2 separate regions of the Homo sapiens genome follow, and region 2 is linked to region 1. A link is an interaction called in ENCODE POLR2A ChIA-PET data of the cell type or tissue named here. Cell type or tissue: A673. All regions are shown on one strand. Each heading gives the region's core, and the rest is flanking DNA. Links, peaks and the distances in the headings are about the cores only. Region 1 has its middle 24 kb from the start of MIR3155B. Region 2 overlaps LOC101928080 (a long non-coding RNA gene).

Evidence for each region. ChIA-PET counts read pairs that join two places held together with the same protein. Peaks named below come from ENCODE experiments on the same cell type or tissue, not always from the same donor. Only the 100,000 strongest peaks of a DNase experiment are listed, where the experiment ranks them.
Region 2: POLR2A ChIA-PET joins it to region 1 with 5 read pairs; 12 of 35 experiments call an interaction of 5 or more read pairs at or near these places.

The regions. Positions count from the first base shown.
Region 1 is chr10:6,168,708-6,183,557 of GRCh38, reverse strand. It overlaps a transcript of PFKFB3 not described here. Among named protein-coding and RNA genes, the nearest start is that of MIR3155B, 24 kb to the right of the region's middle. RefSeq lists enhancers at 265-856, 10,099-10,148. In A673, for the core only: a CTCF peak has its summit at 10,221 (motif pointing left); no DNase peak of the experiment used is centred there; H3K27ac peaks cover 672 bases.
Region 2 is chr10:6,118,454-6,133,303 of GRCh38, reverse strand. It overlaps LOC101928080 (a long non-coding RNA gene), which reads left to right. Exons shown (of 3, transcript XR_930619.3): 2 at 7,193-7,348; 3 at 11,292-11,720. Among named protein-coding and RNA genes, the nearest start is that of MIR3155A, 26 kb to the left of the region's middle. RefSeq lists enhancers at 3,107-3,186, 3,197-3,276, 3,327-3,376, 6,663-6,782. In A673, for the core only: no CTCF peak of the experiment used is centred there; DNase peaks (open chromatin) are centred at 4,353 and 8,443; H3K27ac peaks cover 529 bases.

The sequences.
Region 1 (14,850 bases), core at 3,191-11,190:
CTCAGCCTCCCAAAGTGCTGGGATTACAGGCATGAGCCACCACACCAGGCCAGACTCCAGTTTTCACTGCCACCTACCATGGTGCCAGCTACAAGCCCAGCTTCAGGCTGGTGGGGCTGGGGCACCTGACTGCAAGCATTCTATTCCTTGTTGAGGAAATGAGACAGGTGCACAGGAAGCAGTTAGTAAACAGAATCCTAGTGGAGCTGGAGGTGTTTTAGAGATAATTTGTGAGCAAAAAAATAGTCTAGATTCTAGAATAAGCCAACCCCAAAGTTGGCGTGGTGCTGGGCCTGCGGACTTTTCTCCTGTGTGGCTTATGACAAGCCATTCCGCAGCTGTTCAAAGTCTTTGTGCTTTGTTTTTGAGAATGAAGAACTGGGTGATCTTCTGAAAGAAGATTGGATAAATTCTTAGGACCCTAAACTACTAGGTAGTTTCCAGAGAAAATCCCCTGCAACTCCAGGGAGAACAGAGGTGTGACACAGAAGGACCAAGTCTCCTAGGTTTGGGGCTGGGGCGTGTATGGGCTGTGGCTGTGCACTGTGTCCTGGAGCCAGGGACCGTGCTGGGCACCGCCCCATCCATGTTCTCAACCTGTGGCGACAGGTGGGTCTGTGGGGCCCCATAGTCCTTCCAGCTGACCCTCTGTGAAGCAAGTGAAGACCCTGGGGGGCTGGGAAGGGCACTGCTCTGTCTGGCAGAGGCTCAGCCCTCTGCCCTCCTGCCCTGGCCATGGACACTGGACTGCAAGGCGAACTTCACTGCATTTGGATTTCGCCCAGCTAAGCCAGGAAAGCACTGGGCAGTCCTGCCCGCTCCTCCAGCTCCCCCTGCCCCCACACCCAGGCTCTGATTCTTAGCCTGGTGTGGCACAAGCCTAGAAGGGGAACAGGGCCTGAGGCTGGGAGACAATGACAGGCGGGGGCCTCGAGGCCACATCCCGGCACTCCCGCTCGGGACCTACTGCTCTGCTGGAAGCTTTGCACTTGTGATGAAACACAGTGCTGGCGTGGAGACCTGGCCTGGGAGGTCTGGCGAAGGGATCGGCCTGGGACTTCAAAGGCCCCTCATTCTCCCCAGCCAGCTCGGCCCTAGGATGGAAAGGCTGCCGGCAGCACCAGGACCGCTTCCTTCCCAGCCTCCACTCCAGATTAGTCTTAGGTGCAGGACAACTTGTTTGTGACACTGCTGCTGCAGTGGGGAGGTCTCCCAGCTCAGACCCTCCTGCACCCAGACCCCCAGTCTAGACCTCAAGGGGTGTGTGTGTGCGTGCTTCTGTGTGAATGTTGGGGGGATGCATATGCAAGAGAGAAGGGGGTGGTGAGAAGCGGGCTGGCCTTTGCCCAGAAAAGCCAGGTGAGGGATTAGAGAGAAAACTTGGGGAGACAGGGAGGAAGAATCCGCCAAGACTGAGGAGGCCAGAAGCCAGGGACCTCAGCTCCAACTCTTATCTTTTGCTTTTTGTTTTATTGTAGCAAAACATACATAAAATTGTCCATTTTCCCCATCTTTAGGCACACAGTTCAGGGCAGTAAGCACAATCACAGTGTTATGCAGCCATCGCTACCATCCAGCTCCAGAATTTTTCCATCTTCTCCAATGGAAACTGTGTCCCCATTTAAACACCAGCTCCCCATTCTCCCTCCCCAGCCCCTGGCCACCTCCATTCTACTTTGTCTCTGTGAGTGTGATTCTTCTAGAGATCGCATATGAGTGGAATCATGCAGTATTTGTCTTTTTTTTTTTTTTTTTTTTTTTAAACGGAGTCTTACTCTATCGCCCAGGCTGGAGTGCAGTGGCACAATCTTGGCTCACTGCAGCCTTGAGCACCTGGGCTCAAGTGATCCTCCCACCCTAGCCTCCTGAGTAACTAGGCCCACAGATGTGTCCCACCACACCCTGCAGTGAGGCCTCGCTATGTTTCCCAGGCTGGTCTTGAACTCCTGGACTGAACCAATCCTCCCGCCTCAGCCTCCCAAAGTGTTGGGATTACAGGCGTGAGCCACTGCACCCAGCCAGTATTTGTCTTTTTATGTCTCGCTTATTTCACTCAGAACATTGTCTTCAGGGCTGATGTATGTTGTAGCATATGTCAGCATTTCCTTCTTGTTTAAGGCTGCATAATATTCCACTGTGTGGATGGGCCATATTTTGCTTATCTGTTCATCCCTCCATGGAACTTGGGTTGCTCCCACCTCTTTGTTACTGTGAATAATGCTGATATAAACATGGGCGTGGGCTGCGTGCAGAGGCTCATGACTATAATCCCAGCTACTGAGGCTGAGACTAGAGGATCACTCCAGGCCAGGAGTTTGAGACCAGCAGAGCCAACACAGCAAGACTTTATCTCTACAAAACATTTTTTTGGAAATACTAGTCAGGTGTGATGGCACACACCTACAGTACTGGCTGCTTGGGAGGCTGAGGTGGGGCGATAGCTTGAGCCCAGGAGTTTGAGGTTACAGTGTACTATGACTGCACCACTGCACTCCAGCCTGAGCGACAGAGCCAGACTCTGTCTCTAAAATAATTACAAATGAAAATAAAATAGAACATGGGTGTGACAAATATCTGTTCTAGTCTCTGTTTCACTTCCAAACTTTATCTTTTAAAGAGGTATCAGCCTCTGTCACGTGATCAGGATACATCTTAGTTTTAGGAACACATACCACAATTCTGCTACTTGCCAGAGAACTAACACACAGAGTAGAACATCTTAGTTTGGGTCATTAAAAGTAAAGCACTCAGAACACAGAATTGCATACATTGGTGATAAACTATATTAAAATAACCTAGGGCACGGTGGCTTGCACCTGTAATCTCAGCACTTTGGAAGGTGAGGTGAGAGGACTGCTTGAGGCCAGGGGTTTGAGACCAGCCTGGACAACATAGCAAGACCCCATCTCTACAAAAAATTTAAAGATTAGCCAGGTGTGGTGAAGCACACCTGTAGTTTCAGCTACTCAGGAGGCTGACACAAGAGGATTGTTTGAGCCCAGGAGTTTGAGGCTGCAGTGAGCCACGGCTGAGCCACTGTACTCCAGCTTGGGCAAAGTGGGAGACTCTGTCAAAAAACAAAACAAAACAGCAACAAAACCAAAGGAAAGAAAAGAAAAAACTTGAAGAAAATTGAAATGTTAACAATGGCTATTCTGCTATGTAATTATGAATGATTTCTTTCTTCATATTTTCCTGTCCTTTGTACAATAAGCCTGTTGTTAATGTTAGGAAAAAATATTACATGGTCCCCCTCAATCTGATTGCTTTAAGCCTGACTCTGGAACCTGAGGTTCATGCTGTCTTGCAAAGCAATCATTCATTCATTCCTCCATCCATCCATTAAAAAGAATGTCAATTACAGCATTTTTTTTTTCTTTTAGAGACAGGGTCTCACTATGTTGCCCAGCTGCTCACAAACTCCTGGGCTCAAGCAATCCTCTTGCCTTGGCCTCCCAAAGTGCTGGGATTACACGCGAGCGCCACCGAGCCTGGCCCACACACATTTTTAAAGCTGGTTATTTTGAATGGTTAAATGCTGCGAGTCCAGCAACTCGACTCAGGACCCGACTAGCACCTGGATCCTGTCACCAGGATCGACCTCACCGGGCGTTTGTCAGTGGATGCTCCTGGTCTCGAGTTAGTTACATGCTTGGGTGTCACTCTGGGGGCTCAACGGTCTTCTCATCACTTATCACCTGGGAACAACCACTCCCTCCCCACTTTGGAGCCAGCAGCCTTTGGGGAAGGTGGGCTCTCGTGGTTTCTGTGCCTGGCAGAATGTCCTATAATCCTGGCGTCTGCATGCTCAGAAAACAGGGTCCCCTTCCCATCTGAGCTGCCGCAGCCTTGGCACCTTGGTTTACCAGTGCAACACAGCCCATGATGATCCAGTTGAGGGGAGACGGGTTCTTCCTTTTCTCCCCTCTTGCCTGCAGTCCTCCTGGGCCTCCACACCCGTCCTTCGACGACCCCCATGGACAGCAACATCCCACCATAGGAGAGAAACCCTTCTGTTCATTCCCGGGGGGCTCGCTAGGGAAACGCCTGAGTGATCTATTTTACAGCCTCCCCCATGCTCCATTCCTGCCCCTTGCAGCTGGGGGTTGTCCAGCACAGAAGGGAACAAGCTGTTAACTGATTAATGATCACAAAACTTCGAGAGAAAATAAAGGATTTGGATGATCCCTTATTTGGATTTGTGTGGCTCAAAAGCAGCGCAGCGCAGATGAGTTTGGGCTCTTGTCGGCTTCGCCCTCATCCACTGCTCTTCCCCAGAGGGAAGCCAGACTGCCAGGTTCAAATTCCAGCTGCCCCTTCCTTCCCGACTCACACGCTGTGTGACCTCGGACCAATAACTGAATTTCTCTGTGCCCCACTTTCTCCTCCAGTAAAACAAGGCAGATAAACAGAGCTCAAGAAGTGTTCACTGTTTTTCTTCTCAGCTGTTAAATGAATACTAGCTCCCTTTTATTGAATACGGCAGGCACGTGTTGGGCACTTTGAACACATTGCCTTTCATTTTTAGAACGACTCCACCAGGGAGATAGTACTGCTCTTCCAGAGATAAGAAAGCCGCCTCAGAGATGAAATCACCTGCGGAGGACCCCGTGCTGGGGAGGTGGTGGCTGGTAGTGAGACGGGAACTGGGTTGGGGACACTTCTCAAGGGAGTCAGGCCTCCAAGGTAGGGACCAGTGCGCTGCGTCCCGGCTCAGCCAGGCCACTCTCCAGAAGCAGATTGGGGCCGAGGGGCAGGTGGGGCTGGACACACCCCAGGCCCTCTGCCTTCAAATCCCCCCCAGTCCGTGCTGCACACGATGGGGTGGCTCTGACAGCAGTAAATCCTTTCAGATCAACTCGAGGCCGAGATGCCCACCCTGGCCCCGGGGAAAATAACGCCCAGCTGCTCCCCAGTCATCTCCACGGCCCAGGGCAGGCACCGAGGGAGGGCAGGAGGGACCCGTGGGGCGGACTCTGTCCATCCCGGAAGCTCTCCAGCAGCTCCGGGTCAGTGGCTTCACCTCCCTGTTGTGACCCTGACCCAAGTCCCCTCTGAGCCAGGCCTTCCTGGCCCCAAAGCTCCCGCCTGAGCTTGCAGCCCCCTCTCCTGCCTGCGTTTCCCCTAAGCCCATATCAGCCGCATGTCCTACGCCTCCTTCGCTGTTCTCTTGTTGCTGGTTGTGTCTCCCCAAGAGGACAGGGCATTTTTGTTTCTGTTGCTGATGGACCCTGGAACCAGCCTGGCCCACAGCAGGGGCGCCCCACACAGTGGTCAGGTGGGTGAGTGGAGGAGGAATGAATGAAGCTGCGCACATCAGCAGGTGCCCAGCATCACAGACAGGCCCAAAACTGGGGCAGAGACGCTGGGCAGATAAAGCCCGCCAGCTCCCCACAGCCCAAGGTCACCGGGCTTCAGATTCCCAAAGGTCCTGTCATCACCAAGACTGGGGCCAAACCAACACTTGCAGCCTGAGGGCCTCCTTGGACGCCTTGGCTCCCTCCTGACTAGGGTCTTCATGCCAGCCCTGAACCAGCATCCACCCTCTTGACAGCCACCCTCATGATATCCACCCTCACGTGTGCACCTCAGGTGACCACTCACACCCACGTGTCCACCCCACGTGCCCACCTCAGGTATCCACTCCCAGTGTGTCCACCCCATGTGCCCCAGGCCGTCAGTGGTGTACACCATTTCCCAAGTTCCCCACCTTATCCCTGCATCAGAAACATCCTGGCCAGGCACGGTGGCACACACCTGTAATCCCAAACTTTGGGAGGCCAAGGCGGATAGATCACCTGAGGTCGGGAGTTCGAGACCAGCCTAACATGGTGAAACCCCGTCTCTACTAAATACAAAACAAAATTAGCTCAGCATGGTGGCGGGCACCTGTAATCCCAGCTACTTGTTAGGCTGAGGCAGGAGAATTGCTTGAACCCGGGAGGCAGAGGTTGTAGTGAGCCGAGATCGCACCATTGCACTCCAGCCTGGGCAACAAGAGTGAAACTCCGTCTCAAAAAAAAAAAAGAAAAAGAAAGGAAAGAGAGAGCGAGAGAGAGAAAGAAAAGAAAAAGAAAGAAAGAAAGAAAGAAAGAAAGAAAGAAAGAAAGAAAGAAAGAGAAAGAAAAGAAAGGAAGAAAGAGAAAGAAGAAAGAAAGAAAGAAAGAAAGAAAGAAAGAAAGAAAGAAAGAAAGAAAGAAAGAGAAAAGAAAAGAAACATCCCACAAACTCCGTTTTATTGACCTCTACTATGTGTAAGAGAAAAAGCAATCTGGTGAGCATTCTAAGACATGAACGCCCATTTCAGTCAGCAGGCAGGTTCTGAATTTTCATCCTAACTACTCCAAGCAAACCACAGAAGCCGGTCAAGCCTACCCTGTTAGAGTTCACTGTAGAGCTAAGGAATCTGCCACACAGGAAACCATTAGGGAACAATTCAGTGCTGAACCAGGACACTGCATGACCAGGAGAACTTGAAGCCACAGGATCTGAGAGGCCAGCCTGGGAAATCAGGCCCCAGTGCAAGAAGCTCGTCTCCCACAGCAGGCAGGAGCGGGAAGTCAGGCACTGCCACCCACATCCTGGAGCCCAGTGACAGCCGTCTCCTGTCCTGTCCGGAACTCACTCGTGAGTCCCACCAGGTAGCATTTTATGTTCAGATTGCAGGTAAGGGCTTGTTTGAAGAGAGGGTTCTGTGGCTAGGACAGATCTGAAAACCACGATCTCATCCAAGCCATTAGTCTTCCAGAAAGTGGAACCGGAGACAGCTTGAGTCACTCACAAGTTAGAGACAGCCAGGACTAGGGAGGGCCCATGTCTCCTGGCACCCAAGTCACTTTTCAAATAAACATATTATGGAAATATAACATGGAGGCCGGGTGTGGTGGTGCAAGTCTGTAATCCCAGTGCTTTGGGTGGCCAAGGCAGGAGGATTGCTTGAGCCCAGGAGTTCAAGAACAGCCTGGACAACAAAGAACTTAAAAATTAGCCAGGCATGATGGCGCACACCTATGGTCCCAGCTACCTAGGAGGCTGAGGTGGGTGGATCACTTGAGCCCAGGATTCGAGGTTGCAGTGAGCGATGATGGGCCCACTGTACTCCAGCCTGGGCAACAGAGGGAGACCCCATCTCTTGCACAATTAAACAGGTAAATGAGAAGTATAGAATACATTCAGAATGCACAGCTCGACGATCCTCACAGGAAAGCATGCCTATGCAACCCCCACCCATCAACCAGGTCGCTACAGAAACCCCCGTGCCCCCTCCCATCACCACCTCAAGGGAACCCATGTCTTGACATCGGATACAGACGATCTGCAGGGTCTTGAACTTTCTATCTGTTTTACTTGGCCTGGTTTCCTTCCCTCAGCATTTTCCCCATAAGATTCTTCCACCGTGTCCCTTCCTGCAATAGCTGGTTCTTCTTCATCCTTCTGTAGTATTCCACTGCACGAACACCACACTTGACTTCTCCACACTGATGGAACGTTGCATTCTTTCCGTTTGGGGGCTCTCACCCGTTGGGGTGCCGCAGTGAACATTCTTCTGTGCACCTTGAGTGCATGCGTCTACGCCAAGGCGGGGGCTTCCTGGATCCTTCTGTGTGCAGATGCTTGGCTCTGGTAAATGCTGCCAAGATGATTGTATGGATTTCTACTCTGATATGAGAGTTGGTGTGAGTCACAGTCTCCCCAACATGTGGTCTTTTTCTTGTTAGCCACTCTAACTAAAACAGGTGTGGAGTAGTATCTCACCGTGGCTTTAATTTGCATCTCTTGAATAATTAGGGAGGTTGAAGTGCTTTCTATGCTTACGGGCCATTTGGGTAGCCTCTTTTATGACCACCACCAAATGTAGAACTGGGTCCCCAGGCTAAGCTTTTTTTGGCTTACTTGGTTTGGATTTTGTTTTGTTTTTGTCTTTCTCTACAGTGACTTTGTTGATCTAGGCAAATAAGAACAACACTGTTCCCGGATAAGAGCCCGGGCCCTGGAGCCAGCCAGCCAGGTTCCTATTGCAGCCCTAGCGCTGGTCAGTGAGAGATCCGGGCTAGTTGGCGCCTGCGGTGCCCCAGCTGTGCCATCTGTCATACGGGGATGACAACAGCACTGTGGTCCCCACACTCGGATGAGTTCCCACCTACAAACACGCAATCCATGCCAGGCAAATCCAAGTGCTCCCCACCTCAGGATATTTACTGTTATTGCCAACACTCTGTGTACCTGAAAGTGCCCCAAAGTGCCATGATGGAAAGGAGGGAAAGAAGAGAGGGGACGGAGCAAGACTGAGAGATGCAATCTCACAATTTTCTGGTCATAATGGCCATTGAAATGACAACCTCATATTCTCTCTACTTGTGCATGGGAACCAAAGAGGGGGTAAAACTGAGGTTTGAGGAGAGAAGCTGGGGACAATTTAATTTTGAAAGAAAAGAAACAAAACAGTCTGGGGGCACTGGCTCACGCCTGTAACCCCAGCACTGTGGGAGGCAGACGCACGGAACACTTGGGGTCAGGAATTCAAGACCAGCCTGGCCAACATGGTGAAACCCCATCTCTAATAAAAATACAAAAATTAGCCAGGCCTGGTGGCAGGCAGGTGTAATCTCAGCTACTTGGGAGGCTAAGGCAGGAGAACCCCTTGAACCTGGGAGGTGGAGGTTGCAGTGAGCCGAGATCGTGCCACTGTACTCCAGCCTACATGAGAGTGAGACTCCGTATTAAAAAAAAAAAAAAAATTAAAGAAAGAAACAAAGTAGAAGCTATTCCTCAGGCCCAGAGTTTTTACACACACAGGGACCCCAGAGCTTCCCCCAGCAGAGCCGTGGGAGGGCTGCACGGAGATCACAGGGCCAGAGCCACCAGAGCGCACCTTCCTCTGGGGCTTTGTGCCCGCACACTGGTCCCAACCCTGGCTCTCACCCTGCGCCAGTCACTGGGTCTCCACAGTCCAGGGGCAGCAGGCCCAGTGCCACAGAAACAGAAACACGCCTGACAAGCGAGCCCCAGCTCCTGGCTTTCTCGGCGGGGGCCGCAGGCAGCTCCAGGCCTCCAAGCCCAGGTCAGCCCGGGCCACGGAATCTCTCGCTCCACAGAACTTGAGCTGATGCCCGCGTCCCATCTGCCAGTGTGACGTGGCCAGGCAGGTGTGGGGGCACCGCGAGGCAGACGGAACAGCACTTGTTTATTGTTTACCAGAGAGGACTCTTCTAAGAACCCCTGTCCTGGATTGATAAACTAGGCTGTAAGGCTGGACGGGAAAGGTCACGATGTCTGCTTCTCCTGGTAAACAGGCCTGGGTCATTGGCATGAAGGAACCAGCAGATCTGTGCCAGGAGTCCAGAACAAATAACAAGAGATCCAAGCCCGTTACTTTACAGAAGAGGAGACTAAGGCTCAGAGAAGTCAGCAGAAAAAATACAGGCTTTGGAGTAAGGAGCACCGTGTAAGGACTAATGACTCCTTCTACTGGAACTTGCCTCTTCAAGCCGCTCCAATCCCCACACCTGGTCAATCCCCAAATCTCAACTCCCGCACACATCATCTATGTTCTTTCCGTGCCTACTATCTGTGCGGATTAAATTCTAAATGCCGCACCTGGACCACAGGCCCTCACTCCCCATCTCTTCCTCCCCGCCTCCCGTTTGCGTCCACTGCGCATTCCGCTGACAGGGACTCATCTTCCTAAGACAGTACTTTGGTTTTCTTCCCCTGCTCAGAAACAATCACTGGCTCCCGACTGCCACTAAGACCAAGTTCAACCTCCTTAGGCTTCACGGAAGGTCCTCTACAATGAGGCCTCAAGCAACCTTTCCCCTCCCTCTCTCTGCACCCCCGCAGCTGATCTGCTTCTCTCCCAAAAAAAGCCTTCCTGCACCTAGCCCCCCAGATCTCTGGAGACCCAGAAACCCCCTTTGCCTCTGTCTATTCCCTCTGTGTCTACTAACATCCCTCCCTTGCTGTTCTCCAAGCATTTATTTTCTGCACTACCTCAAATACTTGTCTGCACCTTTTCACGTGAGCATATATAGGTGGGGGAAGGGGTGTGTGTTTCCCGCCACACCCTAGGCCTCTTTAAGTTTGTATCTTGTTCTCTGCATTCAGCACAACCCCTAGCTCAACTCCTTCACAGGAAGCGGTGCTGTAACCATATGCACAGGACACATAAAAGCTGCACACAAGTGGACAACCTCTTCCTGAGCGCCCCCTCCAGGCTGAAAGCACACCACTGCCCGGCCCCAGCAGCTGAGGACTACAGGTTGCGCCTCGACCTCTTGTGGGCTGCTGGCAAACACAAACATGACCACCAGCAACGGCTGTGGTGGGACAGTTTCTGCTGTGGAAATGCCCAGGGTGAGGGCTCCAACTCTGCCTAGAAAGTCAGGGAGGGCTTCCTGGAGGAAGGGTGTGAGGTGAGTGGTGAAGGAGAGTTCCCGAAGTAGACAAGTAGGGCACAATGAGGACAGAACTGAGAGAGAGTGGACGTCCCAGGTTGAAGGACATGCAGGCCAAACCATGAAGGGAACACAGATCCTGTGTAAGGGGATGCTGGGAAGAGCTGGGCCACTGCAGTGGACGCTGGCCTAACAGGAGGTGAAGGTGTGGGAGATGAGCATGGAGCGGCCTGCTTTCAGGACAGAGGACAGATGCGCCCCAGCACTGCAGTCACAGGAACATCTAGCTCTGCCCTCCCTGGACAAGTTGTCTGCCTTGGGTGAACTTTTTTTTTTTTTTCTGAGATGAAGTCTTGTTCTGTGGCCCAGGCTGGAGTGCAGTGGCACAATCACAGCTCACTGCAGCCTCGACCTACTGGGCTCAAGCAATCCTCCTGCCTGAGCCTCCCAAGTAGCTGGAACCACAGGTATGCGCCACCACACCCAGCTAATGTTTTAATTTTTTGTAGAGATGGGGTCTCATCATGTTGCTCAGGCTGGTCTCAGATTCCTGGGCTCAAACAATCCTCCCACTTGCCATTTGCAAGCCCTGTGGTCTTGGATAAGTCACTTAATCATTCAGCACCCCGGTTTCCTCATTTGGAACATGGTAAAAAGAATACTGGCCCTGTGAAGTTGCAATTTTAAGTAACAGTGTTTAAATGTGCTTTCTGAACGTTTGCTCACACTGGTCGCAGTGTCACCGAGTGACAAGTATGAGGCCAGGAAAGGCCAGCGAAGTGTCCTGTCTGCCCAGCTCAGGGCTGCAGCAGAGGAACTGCACCCAGCTTGGACTCCTCTGCCTCCTCTGCTCCAAAAGGCCCGCCTGTGCGCCTCCCTCTCCTTCCTGCAAAGGAGCATGCTTCTCTCAGGCTGCACCACACCTTGCCCTCCCGACGTGGGCTGCAGAAGCCATGGGACCAAGAAGCAAATCGATACCAAGAAGCACAGCCGCATGCCTGATGGGAACTGATCCCAGCAAACGAGTGAGCCAGCAGGGGCTTTCTCGCAGTCCCCAGGGTGTTCCGGGAGAATGCGTCAGAGTATCTGTCCCGGACACCGGTGGTTTTCGGGTTTCCCTCCATGACTAAGACTCTCAATGGAGTACGGCGGCAAAAAGAGGAAAAGCACCAACTCATGTTTTCTGAATCAGCCCGCCAGCTGCAGAACTTTGGGCTCCAGCCAGATCTATGGAACAAGAATCTGCATCTGAACGCCATCTCCAAAGGACTCCTAGGCATTTGAGCTTGAGAAGCGCGGGCTCCCTCCCCACTCTCATCGTGGCTCTGAGCTGAGATATCCAAACTTTTCTGATCTGATATCCAAACTTTTCTACCCCCAACAACCTGTTTATCTATATCTAATATACATGTGCTATTGCACGAACACATTATGTACATGATAGAAATTTCATATAAAAAATAGATATCTAGGCCAGCAGTGGTGGCTCACACCTGTCATCTTGGCACTTTGGGAGGCCAAGGCAGGAGAATCTTTTGAGTCCAGGAGTTTGAGACCAGCCCGAGCAACACAGAGGGACCTCATCTCTACAAAAAATAAAATTAGCCGAGTGTGGCAGCACACGCCTATAGTCCCAGCTTCTTGGGAGGCTGAGCCGGGAGGATTCCTTGAGCCCAGGAGGTTGAGACTGCAGTGAGCCAAGATCGCGCCACTGCACTTCAACCCGAGCAACAGAACGAGACAGTCTCCAAAAAAAAAAAAAAGAAAGAAAGAACAATTTTAAAAGATGAGTTAAAAATAGAGAAGAAGGGCCGGGCCCGGTGGCTTACGTCTGTAATCCCAGCACTTTGGGAGGCTGAGGCGGGTGGATCACCTGAGGTCGGGAGTTCAAGACTAGCCTGACCAACATGGAGAAATCCCGTCTCTACTAAAAATACAAAATTAGCCAGGCGTGGTGGCATGGTGGTGCATGCCTGTAATCCCAGCTACTCGGGAGGCTGGGGCAGGAGAATCACTTGCACCCGGGAGACGGAGGTTGCGGTGAGCCAAGAACACGCCATTGCACCATTGCACCACTGCACTCCAGCCTGGGCAACAAGAGCGAAACTCCGTCTCATAAAAAAATAATAATAATAAAATAGAGAAGAAAGACTTTGTAATATTTCCTTCCTGCACGGAGTAATCCTTTTGCCCTAAGGAAGGGCCTGAGGGTATCCTGTCTTCCCAGCTGCTGGATTAGGCAGATTTCCCCTGGGGACCTGTCATCTTCCTCTTCCTGAGCTTTTCTTTTTTTTTTAACCTTTAATCTCTTTGGACTTTATCCTTGGGCTTTTCTGAAAGCACTTTCTGTCCAGCCCTTGCTGTCACCCAGCCAAACCTAGCTCCTCACAGCCCCCAGCAGCTTTCCTGCTCTGCTCAGCCACCGCCTCCACCTCCATACATTGTCTCCACCTCCATACCCTGTCCCCACCTCCATACTGTCCTCACCTCCACACTGTCCCCACCCTCTACTTTTGCTCCCTCTACTTTTGCTCCTGGTCTTTCCATTTGCACCTCAATGACCCCATGGATTTTTGTGGTTGAAAGTTTCTAGTCTGGTTTAAATATACTTTTTAAATTTTTTGTAGGAAGGAGGTCTATGTGGCCCAGGCCAGTCTCAAACTCCTGGCCTCAGGCAATCCTCCTTCCCAAAGTGCTGGGATTACAGGCATGCACCACTGCACCCTGCTGTAGTCCAGTTTATATTTTCGTCTTCTATATTTCATTTCTTAGAGGAACAAGAAAGAAAACATAAAGGAGGGGTGGGGGAACGAGTGAGTCTAGAAGGTGGGTTTCTTTAATGTTGAAGCAATTAGCGTTCTCTCTCGTTTCTAGATTACCAAACAATCCAAAAAGTTGCCCAGGATAAAGTGACTAGTCAAGCTATGGAGGCTTTAAATTGCTTCTAGACACACCATCACCTCTGTTTGGGGATTAAATATCTATTTCCAGAGTTCTGGTTAATGGTAAACAAGGTTCTTTTGCTTAAAAGGAAAACCATCGTCTTCATTAAAGAACCACGGGGTGGGCCCAGGCATGTCCTCCCACCCCCACTTCAAAATAACCACAAACAGAAGTCCCAGAAATTCAATGCAAAAGAGGGTCCCAAAATGTGACTAATTTAAGGGAACTGCAAATAGGCAAGAGGAAAAGTAAAGCCTTTCCAGAGAGCAAGGCCAGTGCACTCCCAATGTTTCAATCTTCTCAGTGTCCTAGACCCAGAACCAAAAGGAACCTGGGAAAGGTTTAAGGAAATACACATCCAAGACATAACAATGTTAGGGAAACATAAAACCGGGAGCCAGGCAGAAGCCAGTCCTTCCTCGGTGCTCAGACCCTCCTGGCCACTCCCATATATAGAGCTCAGGGCTGGGATTTCACCCTGGGACATAAACATTTAGAGAGTTCCAAATTCTGAGTGACTTTTAGATTCCACATGTTTGTAAGCCTCTAGAGAGCCCAGGATACATCACCGAATTCTTAAGCAGTACTGGACGCACTCTTCCTGTTCCTCAGCCACCCGCCTTCACCATCAGCGCAGCAAGTTCATACCCATCTTATCCCAGGAGAACCCTCAGGGCCTGGGGAACAGACACAATGGCCCAAGATCACAGTCAAATATCCTGGAGGAAGTGGGTCTACTCTGCATTTATGGGTGACGCCAGTCTCCTACCCACACCCCGACAACTCCATGGTGGCCCAGGTCTGAGCATTCGTGCCCCTTGCTCACTAAAATTAAGACCCCCTACCCTGCTCACAGCCGCCAGAGTCCCAATCACAATCCTCCCTGCGTAAGACTAAGAAAAGAACAGAAAATGTGCTCTCCCCCAGGTAGGTGCACCTGCCACCCAAGCAGATGCACTGTGACAAGAAAATATAAGAAGACTGGGCGCGGTGGCTCACGCCTGTAATCCCAGCACTTTGGGAGGCTGAGGCGGGGGGATCACTTGAGGTCAAGAGTTCGAGACCATCCTGGCCAACATGGCAAGACCCCGTCTCTACTAAAAATACAAAAAATTTGCCGGGCGTGGTGGCACATGCCTGTAGCCCCAGCTACTTGGGAGGCTGAGGCAAGATAATTGCTTGAACCAGGGGGAGGTTGCAGTGACCAGTGCACTCCAGCCTGGGTGACAGAGCGAGACTCTGGCTCAAAAAGAGAAAGCATAAGGAGTGGGGACTTTTAGATAACTTTTCGGGGGGCAGACGGGAGAGGCATTCAACGAAGGACCACTTTAGGAGGTTGTCTGGGCAGATGGATTCCGTGAAGTGCTTTGAATGTAAGTCAGACCACTGGGGCTGCCTCGCTCCTGTCGCGCACATTCACCCACATCCATCCCCAGGCCTGAATGTAAGGGCTCAAACAGACCTGCAAATACACTCGGCACCTGCGAGTGGGCAGCTGCTGTGCAGACCACCC
Region 2 (14,850 bases), core at 3,797-11,796, 51 kb after region 1:
GATTCTCCTGCTTAACAAAATAGATTTTTCTCCAGCTCAGGCTGGAGTGAATTGGCGCAATCTTGGCTCACTGCAACCTCCACCAGGTTCAAGCGATTCTCCTGCCTCTGCCTCCCGAGTAGCTGGGATTACAGGCATGTGCCACCACACCCGGCTAATGTTTGTATTTTTAGTAGAGACGGGGTTTCACCATGTTGGCTAGGCTGGTCTCAAACTCCTGACCTCAGGTGATCTGCCTGCCTCAGCCTCCCAAAGTGCTGGGATTATAGGCGTGAACCACCACGCCCGGCCTGCACCCAGCCTATTTATTTATTCTTAACTTTAACTTTTTTTGCAATAAGCCTTTTGCAGTCCTACATTTATTTATTTTTAACTTTTATTTTAGGTTCAGGGATACATGTACAGATCTGTTATATGGGTAAATTGTATGTCACAGGGGTTTGGCGTACAGATTATTTTGTTACCTAAATTATAAGCATAGTACCCAACAGGTAGCCTTCTTTTTTATTATTTTTTTTAAATTTGAGGCAGGGTCTTGCTCGGTCACCCAGGCTGGAGTGCAGTGGCATGATCATGGCTCACTGCAGCCTCTACCTCAGGCAATCCTCCCACCTCAGCCTCCCTAATAGCTGGGACCAAGGGCATGCAGCATCACATCTGGCTAATGTTAAGTTTTTGTAGAGATGGGGTTTCGCCATGTTGCCCAGGCTGGTCTCAAACTCCTGAACTCAAGCGGTCTGCCCTCCTTAGCCTCCCAAAGTGCTGGGATTGCAGGTGTGAGCCGCCGCGCCCGGCTGACAGATAGCTTTTTGGTCCTCACCCTCCTCCCACCCTCCACCCTCAAGGAGGCCCCGGTATCTGTTGTTCCCTCCTTTGTGTCCTTGTGTCCTCAGTGTTTAGCTCCCACTGATAAGCAAGAACATGCGGTATCTGGTTTTCTGTTCCTGTGTTGGTTCGCTTAGGATAATGGCCTCCAGCTCCATCCATGTATAACTTTATTTTATAATACAGAAAACATCGAACAGTCATTGTTAAGGAAAACTTTGATGACTGTTCCCATTCAGAAATTTATTTATTTAAATGTCCTTGAAATTTTTTCTTTTGGAGACAGAGTCTTGCTCTGTCACCCAGGCTGGAATGCAGTGGCGTGATCTCTGCTCACTGCAACCTCCACTCCTGGGTCCAAGCGATTTTCCTGTCTCAGCCTTCTGAGTAGCTGAGACTATGGGCAGGCGCACACCGCCATGCCTGGCTAATTTTTTTATTTTAGTGAAGACAGGGGTTCACCAGGTTGCCCGGGCTGGTCTCAAACTCCTGAGCTCAGGCAATCCGCCCGCCTCAGCCTCCCAAAGTGCTAGGATTAGAGGCATGAGCCAACGCACTTGCTGCCTTAAAATTTTTAAACTGCATTTATAATATTAATACTTTATACTTTTAAATACTTTAATTTATTCACAAGCATTCTCAAGTGCTTAACAACTAACTCTGGCGAATCTCTGGTTTTTTTAAATGTTCCCATACTGCCTACAATCTTAATAAATTGGCGTTGAATATCTGAGTTTAAATCACAAATCTATATCAATTACCCAATCACATATTTTGAATTGGAATCAAGAGGCCAGTCCATTCATTGCATTTAAAATTACAAGTTAAAATATGCCACATCCTCTTAAAACAGCAACTTCTTAAAATATCAAATATGTAAAGATTGCCTAAACGTAACCCCAAAATATCAAAAGTATGAGTTGGTTTCACACTCCTCTGTGTAAACAGACTTTTCCAGGGTTAAGAGAGACTTATCCGGTAAAGAAACAACGATGTCATTACCAGCAAGTCTGGGGTCCTGTCCCAAGGAACTGAAGTTGCTTATTGACCGGGACAACCCCTGCTCAGGACCCAGAATTGAATTCTTGCCTGTAAAAGGGACAGAAAATACGGAGGCCTGTTGGAGCTCTTATAACAGGAGCTCCTGGCCCCCCACGGGGAAGGGGTCCCCAGCACGCTTGCTTCCAGACCTGCTGACTCTCCTTCGAAGACCATGGTGGTCTCAGGGGGTCAAGAGCCCACCCGTCCAGGTGCCTGGCTGGTTGGCTTGGGACACCCCTGGCCCAGTCACACCTCAATTCAGGTGACAGTCCAGGAGCTGTCAGCAGACCCCCTCCTGGGAGTGTGGAGAATGAGCATTTCTCTATCCTTGCCAAAAAGCAATCTCAGTTAGGGCAGATGCAAGAAAACCACATCATCTTTCTCTCCCTGTGGGGCAAGAGCTAGCTTTATTAATTCTGGTGTACAAATTAGTCATTGCTGTCATTCCAGCTAAATCGAGGTCAGCTTTCTCCCAATTTATGCTGAAATTAGCAAAGACCCTTCTGATTTGACAGTCAAATGGGAAGGGAATTGATGGATCCCAGCACAGAGGTTGAAGGTGAGAGGCTGCAGGCATCCCAGGGTGCCCTGCGCTTCTGTTGCAGTCTTTTTTTTTTTCTTTTTCTTTCTTTCTTTCTTTTTTTTTTTTTTTTTGAGATGGAGTTTCACTCGTTGCTCAGGCCGGAGTGCAGTGGCATGATCTCGGCTCACTGCAACCTCCGCCTCCCAGGTTCAAGTGATTCTTCTGCCTCAGCCTCCCGAGTAGCTGGGATTACAGGCACGTGCCACCACACCTGGCTAATTTGGTATTTTTAGTAGAGATGAGGTTTCCCCATGTTGGCCAGGCTGGTCTCGAACTCCTGACCTCAGGTGATCCACCCCCACCCTCAGCCTCCCAAAGTGCTGGGTTTACAGGTGTGAGCCACTGCGCCTGGCCTTCTGCTGCAGTCTTGATGCCACGTGCTTTACTCCCTGTCTCAGAGAAAGAAAAAATTTTTTTGCTCTTTCCCTAGAAACCAAGAAAAGTAGGTTAATCAGACAAACAAGTGGTAAAGATAAAAGACTCCCCCGCTCCCCACTGACCGCACCACACACACACACTCACAATCACACAGACACACACACACACACACACACACACACACACACACACTCCTCCAGGTCCTGGCTCTCCTCCTACTGCCCCAGCAGCTGAGCCTGCAGCTCTCCCTGCTCCCACCTCCACCTCAGGGGCTTGGACTCCTCTGCCCTCTGCTCACCTTCCCCATGGCTGCCCAGTCATCCCCAACTGGCAACATTCACTGTGATGGGAAGGGCACAGGCAGCTCAAGACTAAGTCGCTTCAGGAAGACGGGAATCCCCCTGTTCACACCACAGAATGAGGTTTCCTGTGTGCAGAGGAGGAGGAGGGCTGGGAAGAAGAAGCTGGAGACAGGAAGGAATGACGTGCAAATGATGTGAAGAGAAACGACACTTCTAAGTCATCAAGAACAGAGTGCTAAGGGGAAAGAGGTCTGTACTAGAAAATGAAAGATTTGGATTACATGGAGAAATTTTCTGAAAGTGAAATCTGTTACAAATAGATTTGGCTGGCCAGGCGTGGTGGCGCACGCCTATAGTTCCAGCACTTTGGGGGGCCGAGGCGGGCAGATCGTCTGAGGTCAGGAGTTCGAGACCAGCCTGGCCAACATGGCGAAATACTGTCTCTCCTAAAAATACAAAAATTAGCCAGGTATGGTGGCACACACCTGTAATCCCAGCTACTCGGGAGGCTGAGGCTGGAGAGTCACTTGAACCAGGGAGGTGAAGGTTGCAGTGAGCCGAGATCGCGCCATTACACTCCAGCCTGGGTGACAGAACAAGACTCTGTCTCAAAAAACAAAACAAAACAAGAAAGAGAAAAAGAAAAAGAAAAAGAAATGGCTTCTGGGATATAGGATCTGCAATGCATGAAACCACAGCCTGGCTTTCTGTCCCAAGCTCCTGCGCTGCCGTCTACACTCCTGGTTGTTCAGGCCCCTCCTAACAGCTGTGTGTGCATGTGTGTGCATACCACGCAGATTGCGTGTGGCTCTGCATGTAGAAGTTCAGGCATCAATAACAGGACTGCTGGAATTATTTTAGGTAGGGAGGCCTCCTCAGTGCACCCCAAATCTCACCCCCTGGGAAGATCACTAAGCTGTTAACATGAAACCAGTGTTGACTGAAAAATGTTCATCAACTTCACCTAATGGTTTTTGCTGATGGGGTAGAATCTTATCTTTCGAGTGTGTTTGCACCCTTCAGAAATGCTTTCGGCTACATGTAAATGAGAACCTGACTCATGGAGGCTTAAACACATTGGGATTTGTTTTTCTCACAAAACAGGAAGGTCTGGAGGCAGCAGCAGTTAATCCTGCTTTGAAGGCTGAATCATGTCAAGGACAGCCTCTGTAGCTCCTGCACCCTCTTCCTCAAGGCTGCAGCTGGGCTGCGGTAGTGGCATCACGCTGCATTTGGGATTCGGGCAGCAGCGTATGTCCCTTTAATCCGGAAGGCTCAGCACTCTCGGAACTCCTCCCCACCCCCAGTGGATGTCTGCTTGCGTCTTCTTGATTAGCTGCAAAGTGGTGCTGAGAGAGAGCAGATGGAACGTTTCTGAAAAGTTAAATACAAGAAAGGGTTTGGGAATGTGAATCGGGTTGGTCTTTTCCCAGGTCAGCCCCAGTGCACCTCTTTCTAGAGAACACACTGCCCCCGCCAAAGGCTTGGAGGGCCACCCTCAAGACCACCTGAGCCATGGCATCCACCTTCCCGAGTCCTGCATATCCAGATGAGGTGCAGGCGTCCGCCTGGGGTCCAGAGGGAGCTCCTCATGATCCCACCAGCTATAGCCCAAAGACTTGTAGTCCATCATCAACACATGCAGTAAGGAATGGTGGAAGAGGAAACAGACCATTGCAATACAATCCCCCTTCAGAAACTCAGAGGATGGGAAGACAAAACGAGTCACACGCAAGATCCCGCTGGAAGGAGCAGTGAGGTCTCCCTGCCCTGGCGATACAGCAAGCTCCCCAGTGAGCCAGCCTGGCACCTCGTATCAGACCTTCCCACTGACTTCTCTGGTCTCTGGGAGGGTCCTCCAAGACCTCATCCAAGCAGGGCCCTGGGCGGGACACCCCTGATGGAGAACATAGGGTTTTGCAGTTCAGTTCTTGAGTATGGGTTCAGGGGCTGCAGATGGCTTCACGGCCTGAACAGACAGGGGCTACTGCTAGCCAGCCTGAGGGCTGCTTTGTTCTTTGTTGCTGTTTTTGAGATAGGGTTTCACTCTGTTGGCCAGGCTGGCGTGCAGCAGTGCAATCATAGCTCACTACAGCCTCGACCTCTGGGGCTCAGGTGATCCTCCCACCTCAGCCTCCTGCATAGCCGGGACCACAGCAGGCATGTGCCACTGCACCCAGTTAATTTTATTTTTTTTAGAGATGGGCTCTCACCGTGTTGCCCAGGCTGGTTTCAAACTCCTGGGCTCAAGTGATTCTCCCACCTTGGTCTCCCAAGGTGCTGGGATTACAGGAGTGAACCACTGCACCCTTTGGTTTCTTGGACAATGTAATTACCTTACACATCTAGCTGTAAATTCCTGGTCTATTCTGTTTGGTCCCATGCTCAAGCAGCCATAGCAAAGGCCTTCTCTCCACACATCATCCAACCTAACACCTTCCCTCTCCCAGAGACTGGCCCTGGTGACCTGCCCACCTCCTCTTCTGTCTCCTGGAGGCTGGCCCTGGTGACCTGCCCACCTCCTCTTCTGTTTCCCAGAGGCTGGCCCTTGTGACCTGCCCACCTCCTCTTCTGTCTCCTGGAGGCTGGCCCTGGTGACCTGCCCACCTCCTCTTCTGTCTCCTGGAGGCTGGCCCTTGTGACCTGCCCACCTCCTCTTCTGTCTCCTGGAGGCTGGCCCTGGTGACCTGCCCACCTCCTCTTCTGTCTCCTGGAGGCTGGCCCTAGTTGCAGGAAAACAGGCTTAGGGCTGCCACTGATTCTACATTATGGTGAGTTGTTTAATTATGTCATTGCATATTACAATGTATCAATAATAGAAATAAAGTGCACAATAAATGTAATGCTCCTGAATCATCCCCAGACCGTCCCTCAACCCTGGTACGTGGAAAACTGTCTTCTACAAAATTGGTCCCTGGTGCCAGAAAGGTTTGGGAACCACTGTTTTACGCTACAGCTTTAGTCTCTAGGTCTCACAACAGGTGAGCATGCAACTGATCATTCACCATCAAGCAGGACCCTGATTTTCCAGGCTGAAGGAGTTGGGTCCCCGCCCCACCACTGGACCTCCTCTTAGCCAACGCCGTACATTAGTGTCTGTCCCCTGGAGCCACTGGCTCTCAGATACCAAATTCCCTATCCGTTAGGTATAGGTCTGTTTTTTGTTTGTTTTTGAGATGGAGTTTCGCTCCTATTGCCCAGGCTAGAGTGCAATGGTGCGATCTTGGATCACCGCAACCTCTGCCTCCTGGGTTCAAGCGATTCTCCTGCCTCAGCCTCCCGAGTAGCTGGGATTACAGGCATGCACCACCATACCTGGCTAATTTTATATTTTTAGTAGAGACGGGGTTTCTCCGTATTGGCCAGGCTGGTCTCGAACTCCTGACCTCAAGTGATTTGCCTGCCTCGGCCTTCCAAAGTGCTGGGATTACAGGCGTGAGCCACTGTACCCTGCAAGTGTACATCTGTTAAGTAACAGAAACCCCAACTTACTGTGACTTAACAAAAAGGGATTTCTTTTTCTTGTAGAAGTCAGGGTGAGCAGTCCAGGACTGGTGCAGAGGCTGGATAATGTTCTAGTCCACCCACTGCAGTGGGCTGGAGTTGCTCACGGTCTGAGCCCTCCCCTGCATCTCCAGGCACCGGGCCCCAGTTCAAGGTTGAAACCAGGGACACAGGAGTCGCAGCAGCTGTGTTTTTCCTTTCACCAAGAAAATGAAAGCTTTCCCCAGAAGATGGAGATATTTCCACTTTCATCTCACCGGACAGAATGATGGCACTTAGGTGCTGGGGAAGTGAGAAATTTGTTTCCTATAGAAGGGGTTTCCCGGAGAAGGGCTGGAGATGACAGGTCACCAGCTCAGCAAGGTCCACAGCGCTGCTCTCTGGGTAGGAGGAGACGGCCTCTGCCGGCCTGCAAGGCCTGTTCAAAACACCCTGAGCCTGGGGTATTTAAGGTGCTTCGTGCCTGATTCCTTACAACTCACTCAGAGCAAATGGTTTAGACAAGCACCAATCTTGAAGGAATTGAAAACACTTTGCTAAATAAAATGAATCATTTCAGATTCCCAAGATTAACTGGCGTTCTGTAGGTCGGCACAAAGTCGTGGCTTTGCCATCTGACGGAGGACGCGCAGCGGTCGTCTCTGGCTGGGTAGACTGAGACCTGAACGCTGAGGGACTTAGGACCAGCAGTGCCGTCCAGGCCTGGCTGCAGACGGTGAGTCACTCTGCCGCTCCAGGATCAGTCAAACTGTGCAAGCCAGTGTTAACTTTTGAAGTTTTGGCGTGGATGAGAGTGTTCAGTGGCTTCAGTGAAGGGTTCACGCTTTGGAATTACAATTTTTTTCTTTTTTTTCTTTTTTTTTTGAGACCGAGTCTCGCTCTGTCGCCCAAGCTGGAGTGCAGCCGCGCGATCTTGGCTCACTGCAACCTCCGCCTCCTGGGTTCAAGCGATTCTCCTGTCTCGCCCTCCCGAGTAGCTGGGACTACAGGCGCGTGCCGCCACACCCAGCTGATTTTTTTTAATTTTTAGTAGAGACAGGGTTTCACCATGTTAGCCAGGATGGTCTCGATCTCCTGACCTTGTGATCTGCCCGCCTCGGCCTCCCAAAGTGCTGGGATTACAGGCGTGAGCCACCGCACCCGGCTGGTTTTTTGTTTTGTTTTGTTTTGTTTTTTGAATCTTCAGTCACCAGAATTGTTTTTGTTTTAGTAAGGCTGTAAAAGCCAGAAAGGGGGAAAAAAGTAATATATTTTCTCTAAGCTCTGAACGTGGGGGTTTCTTGGGCCAAATTATATTATACCTTCATTTGTTTACTAGCATTGTTGTTTACATATTTTAGAATCATATTTGTGTCTTTTTGAATAGGATTTTGGGGTATCTAATACTTTAAACAAATTCTCATACTGCCTAATAGTAAGCTCTTAATAAATCCCTCTTCAATGGTTAACTTCAATGCTATAAAAATATATACTTTCCTGAATATTTCTTACTCTGTGGTTAAGTACAGAGGTGGCATCTTTCAATACTGGAAAAAACAAGTTATATCACTATTTCCTCCTTGCCTAATATTTCCAAATTCATTTGTTTCAAAAAGAAGTTCTGCCTTGAGTCTCTCCTTCCCGTCACGCCCAGGGAAGATAATCTACCCAACACAAATCAGCTCACTATGGGCCACTAAACAGCTCAGCAAATCCGGTGGCACCACCCCGTTGGAAATGTTATTTCAGTCTCTGGAAACAAGTTCTGGGTGTGCCCGAAGGATTGGCATTAGCGGGAGGGGACTCACTTCTCGGAGCGAGAGGCTGTGTGGGAGAGCAGTGGGAAGCCTGAGAGGACATGTGAGCCGGAGGGATTATTTTTGTCATAAAACATGCTTTGTCCAAAGGCTTGGAGGAAAAAAGCACTGGCTTCATTTCTGCACAGTCATTGTTGTTAAAATAGCACAATTGGTGCCATGCAGAAGAATGTGAAGATTCTGTATCATCCTCCTTGCAAGGGAGAAGGTGTTTGTGAGCTTTACATGCCAATGTCCACCATGAAGGCCAGAGGGCATCGGAGACTTTTTTTTTTTTTTTTGAGACAGAGTTTGACTCTGTCACCCAGGCTAGAGTGCAGCGGCACAATCTCGGCTCACTGCAGCCTCTGCCTCCTGGGTTCAAGTGATTCTCCTGTCTCAGCCTCCCAAATAGCTGGGCTTACAGGCACACGCCACCATGCCAGGATAATTTTTGTGTTTTTAGTAGAGAGAGTGTTTCACCCTGTTGGCCAGGCTGGTCTCGAACTCCTGACCTCAAGTGATCCAATATTGTTGAGCTGGATCAGCAGGTGTTAGGCATCAGAACTGCCCTTGAAGGCTGGTATGGTGGCTCACACCTGTAATCCCTTGCACTTTGGGAGGCCAAGGGTGGAGGGTCGCTTGAGCCCAGGAATTCAAGCCTGCGCGACAAGAGCAAAACTCTGTCTCAAAAAAAAAAAAGAAAAAAGAAAAATGCAAAAACCAAAACAACAACAAGAAAAAAAAACAAGAACTGAATGTGTTTTCCTTTGGAGAATGGGACTGGTGGAGGCAGAGTGCTGTTCTGATTTATGAGTATTTGAAGACTTAGTTGATTTTATAATTATGTACAGATATTATTTTGACAAAAACTAAAATTAAATAGGAATGCCAACTGTAAACTTACTTTTCAATCCAAATTTTGGTAATAATTATGCAAAATTCAGTTCAGAATGACTTAATCCAGTTGCACCCTCATAAAATACCTGTGTATACAGCGGTCATCTGGGAGAGTTTATTGAGTCACCATCAGCTTACTTCTGAAGAGATTCAGCGTCAATTATTGTTACTTAGTTCCTTATTCTGAACCTAAGCACAGTACTGCAAGTAACTGCAAAGCATGTCTGCCAAATTATCAGACTTTTATTCCATTTATTCCTTCTGCTTTTTTCCAAGAGAAATGAGTAATAAAGTTCCCTTAGCAACCCCCTTCTTGTCAAGCCACTTCCTCCCCTCATGTGAAACCTGGTTTCAGCAAGCCAGGGACCCACAGGGGTTTGTCACGAACCCGTCCATGGATAGACACTGTCTTAGCTTATCGGAAACCTTATGTTTTCACTGCTTAGACTTGAGCCTTAAGTTGTGGGAGAAAAATGCAACAGGAAGAGAAGAGGATAATAGAGATTTAATAGGAGGTATTTTAATATTGTGTGAGAGTACAGAGGAGGAAAAAAGGGTGGTTACTAAATGAAAAGACCCAGCTGTTATCAAATCTGCAACTTGCTGATACCCTTAGACCATATTTAAAAATGCATTGACCAGGTGCAGTGGCTCAGTGCCTGTAATCCCCACACTTTGGGAGGTCAAGGCAGGAGGATTGCTTGAGTCCAGGAGTTCGAGACAAGGCTAGGCAACATGGTGAAACCCCGTCTCTACAAAAAATACAAAAATTAGCTGGGCATGGTGGGATGTGCCTGTAGTCCCAGCTACTTTGGAGGCTGAGGTGGGAGGATTGCTTGAGCCCAGGAGTTTGAGGTTACAGTGAACTACGAATTTAATAATCTTGACATTTCATATAAATGACATTTCAAAATCTTTACAATATCTTGCTATAAATAAAGTAACGTGTATGGCTCCATCATTTACATAAATCTAGACCCTCACGGCTCTGGTCAGGACTCAACCACCTCTATACCTTAGTTCCTTAGATCAGGGTTGCCAATAAAAGAGAAAAGAGAGAGACCAACCCAGAAATACACTGACTAGTAAAAGTCCCAGAAAGAGAAATACAGTGAAGGAAGGAGGGTCAGTTATCAAAGAACTATCATGAGAAACATTTCCAGAATTGAAGGATATGAATTTCTAGAAAGAGATCATCCCCTGGCCAGGCACGGTGGCTCATGCCTGTAATCCCAGCACTTTGGGAGGCCGAGGTGGGCGGTTCACTTGAGGTCAGAAGTTCAAGACCAGCCTAGCTAACATAGTGAAACCCTGTCTTTACTAAAAATACAAAAATTTGCCAGGCATGATGTGCATGCCAGTAATCCCAGCTACTCGGGAGGCCGAGGCAGGAGAATCGCTTGAACCTGGGAGGTGGAGGTTGCAGTGAGCCGAGATCACACCACTGCACTCCAGCCTGAGCAACAGAGCGAGGTTCTGTCTCCAAAAAAAAAAAAGAGGGTTCATCCCCAATGCCCACCATGCTGAACGAGAAGAGGTCCACGGCATAGTCGTGAAACTTCCAGACAGTGGTTCCAGAACCTTCCAGAGAGAAGAAAAACAGGTCAGCAAGGAGGACACTGACTTTACCAACCGCAAAACAAGAAAATGAGAATGTAGCAATGCCCTCAAAATTCTGAGGGAAAATGGGTTTTAATCAAGAAGTCCACGTTTAGTCAAACTAGCAATTCAGCATGACAGAATTATGATTTTTGTGGGTGGTGGTGAGTGCCTGTGGTCCCAGCTACTCTAGAGGCTGAGGTGGGAGGATCGCTTCAGCTCCTGAGTTCAAGGTTGCAGTGAACTATGACCGCGCCACTGCACTCCAGCCTGGGCAACGGAGACCCTGTCTCAAAAGAAAAATAGAAAAAGAAAAATGCAGAATTAAGATTTTTCAGACATGCATGGCCTAACAAACTGTATCTCTCCTGTATCTTTTCTTAGGAAACTACTTCAAGATAAGCTCCACCAAAAATAGAGAGGAAATCAAGAAGATTAAGACGCAGGATCCAGCGCAACGCTCCAGCACAGGAGAGACCAAAAGAACGTTTGACAATCCACTGACTTCCTAGAAAACAGAAGAGTGGGCTGGGCATGGTGGCTCACGCCTGTAATCCCAGCACTCTGGGAGGCTGAGGTGGGTGGATTACCTGAGATCAGGAATTCGGGACCAGCCTGGAGAAACCCCGTCTCTAAAAATACAAAAATTAGCCGAACGTGATGGCGCACGCCTTGTAGTCCCAGCTACTCAAGAGACTGAGGCAGGAGAATGGCGTGAACCCGGGAAGCAGAGGTTGTAGTCAGCCAAGATCGCGCCACTGCACTCCAGCGTGGGAGACAGAGCGAGAGTCCGTCTCAAAAAAAAGAAAAAAAAAAAAAAAGAAACAAAGTTTAGCTTTCCCATGCCCCCACCCCCCGCACCGTTGCCCGCCGCCCCCCCCCCCCCCCCCCGCCCCATTCATTCTTTCAAGCTGGGCCCAGGGCAACATTAAAAAACAAACCTGTAATCAGTATTTATATGATATGGCATTTTGTGTATTCATCTCAGCTGAGTCAGTTGTATATCATGGTTAATTACCATTATTTTACAACTTTGGAAAGCCCCTCATCTTCCCGCTCCCGGATGGACCACGAGTTCTCCAGGCCCCTGTATGGCTATGGACCAAGACTTCTTTCATGATGACCTTGGGAACTGCTTTCGTCTCTCCTACTTTGGGTTCCCTATTTCCCCGAGTCAATGCCATCTTTTTCTGGGTTTACTCCTTCAGTTGTAGCGAGTTAAAGACTGAATGGAGATGAGGGAGGTGGAAAGTAAGTACAGCCTCTTCTTCCGAGACATCTGCTTAGGAAGAGAGGGAAGGAGCCTCATGAGGATGTATTTAGAAGTATGGAGGCAGAGACCAGCAGCAGGCCAGCTAAAAAGTTAAAAGTAGTTCCCGCGGGGGAGGTGTGCAGCTGGGGACTGTTGTTTCTCAATTATGGGGCTGTGGTGCCAATAAACCTCGCATGAGTAGCAACTCAGCAGGCCCAGGATACGTGTTGGAAGGGGAATGAGGGAAGGGGCAATTCTCCAGGCAGCAGGGAGAGCGTGAGCAGAAGTCACTGCCAACACTCCCACCACAGGAACCTAAGGGAAGGCGCGGCGCAGCGAGGGCAGTGAGAACGCCCCGGCTTCCAAGCAGGAGTCTAGACGCGGTAAGGATTGTGTATACGGGAGTGGCTTGAACAGCTGAGGCATTGCCTTGGAAGATGAGAGGGGTGCACGGTTAAAGCAGGGAGACCAGCGGGAGCCCATGGGCCTACTCCCAGGAGATAAGGGGTCAGAAATGAAGGAGCTCCACTGTATTACCATGAAAGATGGAAAAGAAACAGAACCGGCGGTCCTCAACTACAGACTGGATCTAGATAGAAGGGAAAGTGAGGAATCGAGGGTGATTCTTGGGTTTCTGAGTTAGATGACTGAATAGATGATGCTTTCCCCCAAATCAGAGAGTTTAGCAGGAGAGCTTGAAAGGGAAGAAGTGAGTTAAAGTTCGGGACATGTGTTTGAGGTGCAAAGGGGACAGCCAGGGGATGATGTCTAATAGGCACTTGGATACAGATCTGAAGTTTGGTAAGGAAGACTGGCTGAGATTCAAATACAGGTGAGTCACAGAAGCAGCCCAAGGCCAAGGTAAGGAGATAAAAACACTTGGGAAGAGGTAAAGCGTGAGCGATACTGGCAGGGCCGCGGTCTCCGTCCTCGGGAAGGGAGTGGTTACCAGCGTCAAGTGCCATAAAACGTCAGGAGACTCACCGCACGGCTCTTAGCTGAACTATCAAGGAGGCCTGGTGGAAGCAGAGGTCTAATTTGTAGTCGACGCAGTCCTCATTCTGCAAGTGTGGGCTGAGTGGAAGAGGCAGTAAGAAGCAAGGAGGTGGAGGCGGGATGTTGGGATTCTCTGAGAAGAATGGGGACACCAGGGAGTTGGGGAGTGGCTAAAAATTCAAGGTTTGACCTATTTCCATTAAAGATGGGAGAGATTTGAGGAAATTTATATGCCAGTACAGAGTTTGAAAACGGGAGAGACAAAAGGAAAGTCTTACCATGTAATCCAGCAGTCTCACTCCTAAATATGTACCCCGCTAATGTGAAAACGTGTCCATGAAACACCTGCACATGGATGCTTATAGCTTTACTCATAGCTGCCAAGAACTAGAAGTAATCAATATGGCCGTCAGTAGGTGAATGGATAAACATATGGTGGTACATCCGCACAGTGGAATAAAGAACGAGCTATCAAGCCACAACAAGAGATGCATGAATCTGACAGGCACGTTGCCAAGCAAAAGCAGCCAGTCTGAAAAAAGCTGCATGGTATGTGCTTTCCAGTTACATGACATTCTGGCAAAGGCAAAACTATAGACAGTCAACACATCAGTAGTTGCCAGGAATGCAGGTGTGGAGTAGGGTGGAAATTTCACTACATAGATGAAGCACAGGGGATTTCTTAGGGCTTTAAAGCCATTCTGTGTGATACTGTAAAGATGAATACATTTTATTTTTTTATTTTTTTGCGACAGAGTCCCTCTCTGTCACCCAGGCTGGAGTGCAGCGGCACAATCTTGGCTCACTACAACCTCCGCCTCCTGGGTTCAAGCAATTCTCTGCCTCAGCCTCCTGAGTAGCTGGGATTACAGGCATGCATGCGCCACCGCACCTGGCTAATTTTTTTTTAGTAGAGACAGAGTTTTGCCATGTTTGCCAGGCTGGTCTCAAACTCCTGACCTCAGGTGATCTGCCTGCCTCGGCTTCCCAAAGTGCCGGGATTACAGGCGTGAGCCACCGCGCCCGGCCACGACTAAATCTTAATTTATGTACATTAAAAAAAAAAAAACCAGGCCAGTGGCTCACATCTATAATCCCAGCATATTGGGAGGCCGAGGCAAGCCATAACACCAGCCTATAGTCCAAGGAACAGCAGCAGCTTGGCTAAATGCCTCACCACCAAGTAACGAGGTTCACCAGTTCTTCAGCCCAGGGAAACCGGGTCCTTACCAGTCCCATCCTACCTCCTCCATCTTTCATCTTTCAGGATTTGTCATGTGCAATCCCAGCTATCAATCTGTTATCAGTCAGGGGTCTTAGGTGCAGATTTAAAAATTCACTCTAGCTTGTTTAAGCAGAAAGAAATCTACCAAAAAAAAAAAAAAAAAAGGATTGGGTGCGGTGGCTCATGCCTATAATCCCAGCACTTTGGCAAAAAGATAATTTGAGCCCAGGAGTTCAAGACCAGCCTGGCCACCATGGCGCAACGCTTTTTCCACTAAAAATAAAAAAATTAGCCAGGCATAGTGGCACATGCCTGTAATCCAAGCTTCTTGGGAGGCTGAGGCACAAGAATTGTTTGAACCTGGGAGGTGGAGGTTGCAGTGAACTGAGATTGTACCACTGCACTTCAGCCTAGGCAAGAGTGAGACTCTTGTCTCAAGAAGAAAAAAAAAAAGGAGGCCGGGCGCGGTG